2 separate regions of the Homo sapiens genome follow, and region 2 is linked to region 1. A link is an interaction called in ENCODE POLR2A ChIA-PET data of the cell type or tissue named here. Cell type or tissue: Caco-2. All regions are shown on one strand.

Region 1 (4,000 bases):
ATTCTCCTGCCTCAGCCTCCCCAGCAGCTGGGACTACAGGTGCACGCTGCCACGCCCGGCTAATTTTTGTATTTTTAGTAGAGACGGGGTTTCACTATGTTAGCCAGGACGGTCTCCATCTCCTGACCACGTGATCCGCCTGCCTCGGCCTCCCAAAGTGCTGGGATTAAAATTATAGTTTCTTTAGAAACAATGTCAGGTGTTGGGAAGAAGGTAGAAAGAATGTATCAAATGTCTTAACTTACGCATGAAAGGAGGGTTGTGAGCACGCTTCAGTTTTGTTACTGATAGAAAAATAAAGGTTCAATACTTGTCAAAAATGTAAGAGTAACCACTGGTCAGACCAGAACACAGAAAGAGAGCTTGCAAACCCTCCCCAGAGAGGAAACAGTAGCAAAAACCAAAATCAAAGCACGTTTTCTTGCTCTAACTTGTGAAAGTCAGGAAAGGAAATGTTTCAGCAGAAAAGGAGAAATGATACAAGGGCAGGAGCCAGCCAGAACTGACAGAGGCAAGGACGATCGTGGGGCTGCGCTGTCTCCTTCATGAGATAAAAACCGAAGACGTCAGCGTGACCAAGAGGAAACTCCAGCCATAGCCTCTTGAAAGAGCGTACCTTAAACCAACGCCTCAGACAGGTGGTAAACCGAGAGCTGTGTGCAGGGAGCTGGGGTGGACGCAAACACAGAGGAGTGAGGACGGAAGGCACAGCGGTAACGAGACAGAGGGAAGCTCAGGCATGTCACCCAACGGGCAGCAGAAACGAATCTCTAGGAGCAGGTAACGTGTCCTGGAGGTGAGGGAAGCTAAAACTATTAAAATGGCAAGGAGAATTTGGCAAACCAGAGTCAGAGAGAGACAAAGACTGGATGGAGATACATAGGTAGACTGTGACAGCTCAGAGGGACAGAAATTGAGCAAGGGTACTGTGGGTTTGAAGAGCATAATGAACAAGCCTCCTTTGTTTTTTTTTTTTTTTTTTTTTTTGAAATGGAGTTTCGTTCTTGTTGCCCAGGCTGGAGTGCAGTGGCGCCATCTCAGCTCACTGCAAACCCTACCTCCCGGGTTCGAGCCATTCTCCCGCCTCAGCCTCCCGAGTAGCTGGGATTACAGGCATGCGCCACCATGCACAGCTTATTTTGTATTTTTAGTAGAGACGGGGTTTCTCCATGTTGGTCAGGCTCGTCTCGAACTCCCGACCTCAGGTGACCTGCCCACCTCAGCCTCCCAAAGTGCTGGGATTACAGGCGTGAGCCATCGCACCTGGCCACAAGTCTGCTTTAACATGCCAAATCGGTACTCCATAGAGAACACACATTCCTGTCCAATGTTCCTGGAACAATCTAAAAGTGGTCACATTCTGGATTAGAAACAAAGAAAATCTCAAATTCCAAAAACAAAAGGCAGAAACTGCCAGGCGCAGTGGCTCATGCCTGTAATCCTAGCACTTTAGGAGGCTGAGGTGGGTGGATCAACTGAGGTCAGGAGTTCGAGATCAGCCTGGCCAACATGGTAAAACCCCATCTCTACTAAAAATACAAAAATTACCCAAGTATGGTGGTGGGCGCCTATAATCAGTCCCAGCTACTCGGGAGGCTGAGGCAGGAGAATCGCTTGAACCTAGGAGGTGGTGGTTGCAGTGAGCCGAGATCGTGCAACTGGACGCCAGCCTGGGTGACAGAGTGAGACTCTGTGTCAAAATAAATAAATAAATAAATAAATAAATAAATAAATAAATAAAATTAAAAAATAAAAGTCGTCACATTCTAGGTTAGAAACAAAGAAAATCTCAAATTCCAAAGACAAAAGGCAGAAACTATCAGTGTGCCAAGTCTAACCACGATGCAGCAAAACCAGAACTGCACACCACGAAAAGGACAGGAGGGAAACCTCAGCACCTTGAACAGTGACGGGTTGAAAGAAAATAAAACCCCAAATGATAGACTATTTAAAAAAAACACAGCAATGAGGACACCCCACATCTCAAACTACAAGATACCTAGCCAAAGGTATACTCTGAGGAAAATTTATAGCTTTAAACTAGAGTTTCCCAGCCTCAGGACTACTGACAGTCCAGGCTGGATAACTCTTTGTTATGTGTGCAGGAGCAGTCCTGTGTTGTAGGAGGTTCCCAGCATCCCTAGCCTCTACCCACTGGATCAGTTACATCCATCAATCGTCACAACCAAAAATGTCTCCAGACATCATCGAATGCTTCCTGTGCATCAAAGTCACCACTGGCTGAGAACCACTGCTTTAAGCCTTTTTGTTGGGAATGAAGACAGACTAAAAATAATAACTCAAGAAGCTATTTTAAAAAAGTGATAAATCAAAGAAAGTGGATTAAAGAAATTGAATATTAGAAAGGAAAATCTCTCCTCCCAACTAAAGAAAGAAAAACCTCAGCAGGTCTTATCAAGAGAACTGCACCTGTACTTCGAACAGACCAATAAACTCAACGAACCTCTGTTAGGTCTGATCAACCAAAAAAAAAAAAAAAAAAAAAGAAGAAGAAAGAAAATAAAAATAAAAATAGACGAGAATAGAAATGAACAGAAATTTTAACTTTATAACAGGCCACTGTGCATAACTTTATGTCAATACATTAAAAAATCCAAACAAAATACACAATTTGCTAATACAAATAATCAAACCTGACTTAAGATGAGGAAGAAAACTGGCCAGGCGTGGTGGCTCATGCCTGTAATACCAGCACTTTGGGAGGCCGAGGCAGGTGGATCACTTGTGGTCAGAGTTCAAGACCAGCCTGGCCAACATGGTGAAACCCCGTCTCTACTAAAAATACAAAAAATTGGCCAGGCGTGGTGGCAGGTGCCTGTAATCCCAGCTACTCGGGAGACTGAGGCAGGAGAATCGCTTGAACCCAGGAGGCAGAGGTTGAAGTGAGCCGAGATCGTGCAACTGCACTCCAGCCTGGACGACAGAGTGAAACTCCATCTCAAAAAAAAAAGATGAGGTAGAAAATTGAATACAATAGCCACAGAATACATTAAAACCTTAATTTAAGATCTCTGTTGAAAAACAGGTATCAGAGACCAGGCTCAGTGGCTCACACCTGTAATCCCAGCACTTTGGGAGGCCAAGACGGGTGGATCATGAGGTCAGGAGATCGAGACCATCCTGCTTTAACACGGTGAAACCCCATCTCTACTAAAAGTACAAAAAAATTAGCCGGGCGTGGTGGCGGGCACCTGTAGTCCCAGCTACTCAGGAGGCTGAGGCAGGAGAATGGCGTGAACCTGGAAGGCAGAGCTTGCAGTGAGCCGAGATCGTGCCACTGCACTCCAGTCTGGGCGACAGAGCGAGACTCCGTCTCAAACAAAAACAAAAAAACAAAAAAAAAAGAAAAGAAAAACAGGTATCAGGACTAAAGGGTTTTGTAAGTTTGACCAGACTTTTAACAAGTAAATAATTTCTGTGATTTTTAAACTGATTGGGAGCATAAAAAAGTGTGGATGATTTCCCAAGTATTTTACAAAACCAAAACAATCTCACTTGTGAATTTAGACAAAATAAAATATTGATGTTCAACACTGTGTCCCCATTAGGAAAGACAATACAATTCATTGTAATGAACACATTGAAAGTGAATACTGTACAGCCACAGGTAATTACTGAGTGCTTACTATGGCCCAGTAGCGAAAAGATAAATTGTCAGTTTACACCAGGGATTAGCAAACTAGTCTATGGACTCCTCGCTTGCTTTTGTAAATAAAGTTTTATTGGAACGCCGCCAACCCCACTCATGAATACGCGTTCTATGGCTGCTTGCAAGCTACAGCTGGTAACGGTAGAGCTGAGGAGTTTCCCCACAGGGACCACACGGCCCTCAGTCTATGACATTTACCGTCTGGGCCTTTTCCGACAGTTTGTTGACCCCTGGTTTACACTATTGATGAAAAACTAAACATTTCCACATAAAAAAACCATCACAGAACCAGCAGACAAGAGAATTCCTGGGTAAGGGAGGAGCATCTAC
Region 2 (4,000 bases), 72 kb after region 1:
AGGGTGGACACTCTCCCCATTGTGTGACCCCGAACACGGCACTGACCCCAGTGGCCCCCTTCCTGCCTTGGAGGGAGCCAGGCCATACTGGCTGGCCTGACACTGGCTGCGGGCCTCAGCAGGCCTGCCCCCGGGCTAGGGCCACATGGGAGGGGCGCCTGGTTCCTGCGATGGTCCGGGGACGGGGATCCTGCCGAGATGCTGGGCTTAGGCCATCTCTGAGGCACAGCAAGCTCAGGCTCTGAGTTGAATGGGTCAGGTTTGAATCCTGACACAAGTCCCAGACCTGTGACCTTGGGCAAGTGACCTCTCCCCTCTCAGCCTCAATTTCTGCACCAGCCAAACAGTGATGATCCTACCTGCTGGGCAGGGTCATAAGGCTCACAGGCAGCCACAGCTGCACCCACTCTTCTGGGGCACTAGGCACGAGGATGCTGGCTCTGGCGCTGAGCTGTGCTCATGCTGGGCAGGGACCTGCTCTCACTGATCGCCACAGCAGTTTCTCAGGAGCCCCTGCCAGCGTCCCTGGTCCCGGCTCAGGTAGGAGCACAAGGGTGTGCTGGCTCACAGACTGCACCCCCCGGGGCCATTTCCACCCACTCAGCAGGAAGTGCCTCAAATAAGGGCCGTGCTGGTCTCTACTGCCGCTCCGGGCAGACGCAGGCCATGGCCACCTGCCGGCAACAATGGCACACAGTGGCGGCACCACCCCGCCTGCTGCCTGCGGGCCTTGCCCGGAGAAAAACCAGGGCCATACAATTAGGTGTTCAAAGTCTCTCATGGGCTCCTGGACCCCAGCTGGAGCTGCCATTGAGCCCAGAGCAGGAAGTGAAAAGTTGTCCCGATACCCTCGGACCAGGGCCGAGGCTCCTGCCGGCATTACTGGGAGGAGCTGGGTCCAAGGACACTGCCCTTGGCAAACACTGGAGCCGTCCGCAATTCCCCAGGGGAGCAAACGTGCCCCCATGCCCCTCGGGGCTGTGCCTTCTGCGCTGACCCTGTCTGCAGGTGGACAAGGGGCCCTGGGGATCTGCTCCTTGTGGCAGCGGCTTATCCTGTGCACCAGGACACCCTTCCTTCCAGGATGATGGTGGGGACAATGACCATCCCCTGGCTCCTTCTCTCACCGAAATCTCCTACGATCCCTAATGTCAGCCCCCTTACAGGCGAGGAGACTGAGGCTCAGATTTGGAAGGACCTGACACCAACCTACACAGTCAGAGGCTGCACAGGAAGGACTCACTCCGGCCACCCTCGCCCTCCTCTGTGGGGTTCATTTGGGGAGGGTTGAGGTTCATTTTTGGCTCCATCATTCTGAGGCTGCCATTCTCCAGGCAGCCAGGAGGAGAGGTGGCACTGGGGAGAGGTGGGTGCTGTGGCTCCCCTCGCCCCCTTCCCTGCACCTGCCCCATGCCAGCTGTACCTTTGTCCCCAGGCTCCGAGGCCCGCTTCCTCTTCCGTGGTGGACCCTGCCCGTGCTCCTGGGTGCAGATGCACTCAGGCCCCTCCCCGGTCGTGCTCGTAGTGGCCTCCGCCTGGGAGCTCAGGCCCACCTGGGGAGAAGGGGGTGTGGTCACGAGGAGGACTGCCTCCTGGCCCTGCCCTGCTGAGTGTGTGGCCTGGACCCACCTCGCTGCCTGGGGTGTCTGTCTCATCCAGTTCGTCGGACTCTGGTCTCAGCACTTCAGCCTTGCTGGGCTCTGAAGGATGCAGAGTGTGGGGTCAGGCCAGGCTGGTGGCACCGGGAGTCTCCCGAGCCTGCCAGACTAGGATGGGTGGAGCCAACTCTGCAGATGGGGAAACTGAGGCACGGAGGGCCAAGTGACCTGCCCCAGGGCACTGGCTGACAGGAGGCCGACTGGGGTTTGGGCCCAGGCCTAGTGTCCCCATCAGTTGGGGTTCCCGCCCCTGGCTTGGATGCTGCATGATGGGGCACTCACAGCCTGCTTGCCAGCCCTAATTGCTAAGGTGCTTTTCCCCCTCACTGAGTGTTGTTAGAGAGGCTCCTGCCAGGCCCTCGGCTTCCTCCGGTGTCTGCAGGTGGAAGAGCCAAGCCCTGGAGCCTGGGGTTGCCCCGTCAGATCGGCAGGGCAGAGCTGGGCCTGGAGACACCCACTCCTGGTGGGCACTGACCACCACCCTCTCTCTCCGTGGGGAAAACACCTCCCAGCTGGACTCTGACCCCAGGTGCTGACTGTACCTGGGTGGCCGTCCAGGTCAGGCGGCTGTGGGTGGGGAGGCGGCTGTGGGTGGGGAGGTGGCAGAGGCCTCCCTGTGTCTTCATCTTCTGTACTGCCTGGAGAGGACAGGCTGAGCTGGGACCCTGGAAGTGGGCGTGAGGGGTCCTGGGGGGAGGCAAGTAGGTGGCTTGAGTTTATTTGGGAGACTTCCTTGCCGCCAACTCAGCCCTGGACAGCCGGTGGGACCCCTCTTGAGGCTGCAGCTGGTGGAGGGGCCTGCCTTTCCCTTTATAGTGTGGATGAGGCAGCCTCGCTTTCTCCCTGGGAAACAACTTGGTGGGCAGAGGGAAAAGAGCAGCCCGAGGTCTGGGGGGAGGCCGGCCCGGGGTGGGGGACGTGGAGGCTGAGGACCGGGTCTGAGCCAGGACCGGGCTCCTTACCATGGGAGTGGAAGCCTCCTCCTGCTCTGGCACTCTGGTCCCCTTGGTGCCATTGCTGAGTGCCTGGGGACTGCGAGTCAGGGGTCCGGACTGGGTGGGTGGCTCGGGGCTGGCAGTGTGGGCAGCGGCAGGGCTGAGTGACCCATGCTGGCCGGCCGGCTTGGGAGTGTCCTGGCCCCGGGCCCGGCCCCACTCCGAGAGGTCCAGGGGCTTGTCTAGGGCACAGTCCTGCGTGGCTGCAGCCTCTGTCCTCTGGGCGCGGCCCGGGCCTGCAGGCTGTGTGTGCCGCCCTCCAGACAGGCCTGCTGCGGCCAGAGCTGCCCTGGTCCCCTCATTCTCAGGGCCCTCAGAGTCTGAGCCGACTGGTAGGGAGGGCAGCATCTCCCCGGGTGTGGGCTGGCCCCTTGGCCTGACACTGCCTGCCCTGGCCCTAGCCCGCAGCTGCTGCTGGGCCAGGAGCAGGTGCAGTGCCCCCTCCAGGCGAAGGTCCTGCATGCCCGCCAGGGCACTGGGCAGCCCCAGCAGTTCTGTGGGCTCCTCCCAGGCCTCTGCTTCTCTGGCCTTCAGGTCCTGGAGCCGGGGGTCGCTGGGGGCTGCAGCAGGGGCCAGGGGGCTGCTGTGGGGGCTCTGAAGGTGCAGGGACAGGGGGCGGTTTAGGAGGCAGAGCCGGTCCACCTTCGGGGAGAGCTTCGGGGCCTCATGGGTCATGGCGGAGGGCCGGGAGGCCCGCAGGAAGCTGTGAGGGAGGAGAAGCCGAATGACCATGGCTGTGTGGAGCCGTGACCGTCCCAGCGAGCCCTGAGAGGGAGAGACGACAGGCACCCACTCCACAGGCGAGGAAACTGAGGTCCAGAGAGGTGCAGCAAGCTGCATGGGTCCCATGGCAGGTAGTGGAGGGAGGGGAGGCTCAGCCCCCAGCTCTGGAGGCCATGCTGTGTGGACCTGGCCAGAGGTGGCCTGTGGTCTGGGCTCCAAGGTGGGGCCAGATGCCGAGGCCTCCGTGTCTTCTTGGCAGGGACATCGGCCCCCTGCTCCTCACCTGGAGGGTCCTAGCCACCTGTCCACCCTCCACACCCTACTTGTTCTCAGACAATGTCCACATCCCCTGCCCCCACGCCCCAGGCCTGGCCACTCTGGAGGTGTCCACGTGGGAACTTTGCTCCAGGCTGGGTGCCCAGAAAAAGCCAAGCCAGAGAAGTTCAGGGCTGTGAGGGATAATCAGAGGGACTGCCCTGGGACCAGGGGCTGAGAGAAGAGCTCATCTGAGGCTACTCTGGGTGAGGGTGGGGCAGGCGGGCACCTGTCCAGGGAGAGGCCACGCTCATACGCTGGGCTGGGTGGGCTGCTCCTGGCGGGCAGTGGTGGGGGCGTCCCATTGGC

Evidence for each region. Peaks named below come from ENCODE experiments on the same cell type or tissue, not always from the same donor. Only the 100,000 strongest peaks of a DNase experiment are listed, where the experiment ranks them.
Region 2: POLR2A ChIA-PET joins it to region 1 with 5 read pairs; 2 of 35 experiments call an interaction of 5 or more read pairs at or near these places.

The regions. Positions count from the first base shown.
Region 1 is chr20:62,339,342-62,343,341 of GRCh38, forward strand. All of the region lies in intron 11 of LAMA5 (laminin subunit alpha 5), which reads right to left. It overlaps LOC124904946 (a long non-coding RNA gene), which reads left to right and starts at 633. Exons shown (of 2, transcript XR_007067699.1): 1 at 633-780. RefSeq lists an enhancer at 693-822. In Caco-2, no CTCF peak of the experiment used is centred here; no DNase peak of the experiment used is centred here.
Region 2 is chr20:62,411,201-62,415,200 of GRCh38, forward strand. RBBP8NL (RBBP8 N-terminal like) reads right to left here. Exons shown (of 14, transcript NM_080833.3): 9 at 3,921-4,000; 10 at 2,621-3,356; 11 at 2,201-2,345; 12 at 1,630-1,700; 13 at 1,424-1,553. Among named protein-coding and RNA genes, the nearest start is that of CABLES2, 5.9 kb to the left of the region's middle. In Caco-2, no CTCF peak of the experiment used is centred here; a DNase peak (open chromatin) is centred at 1,620.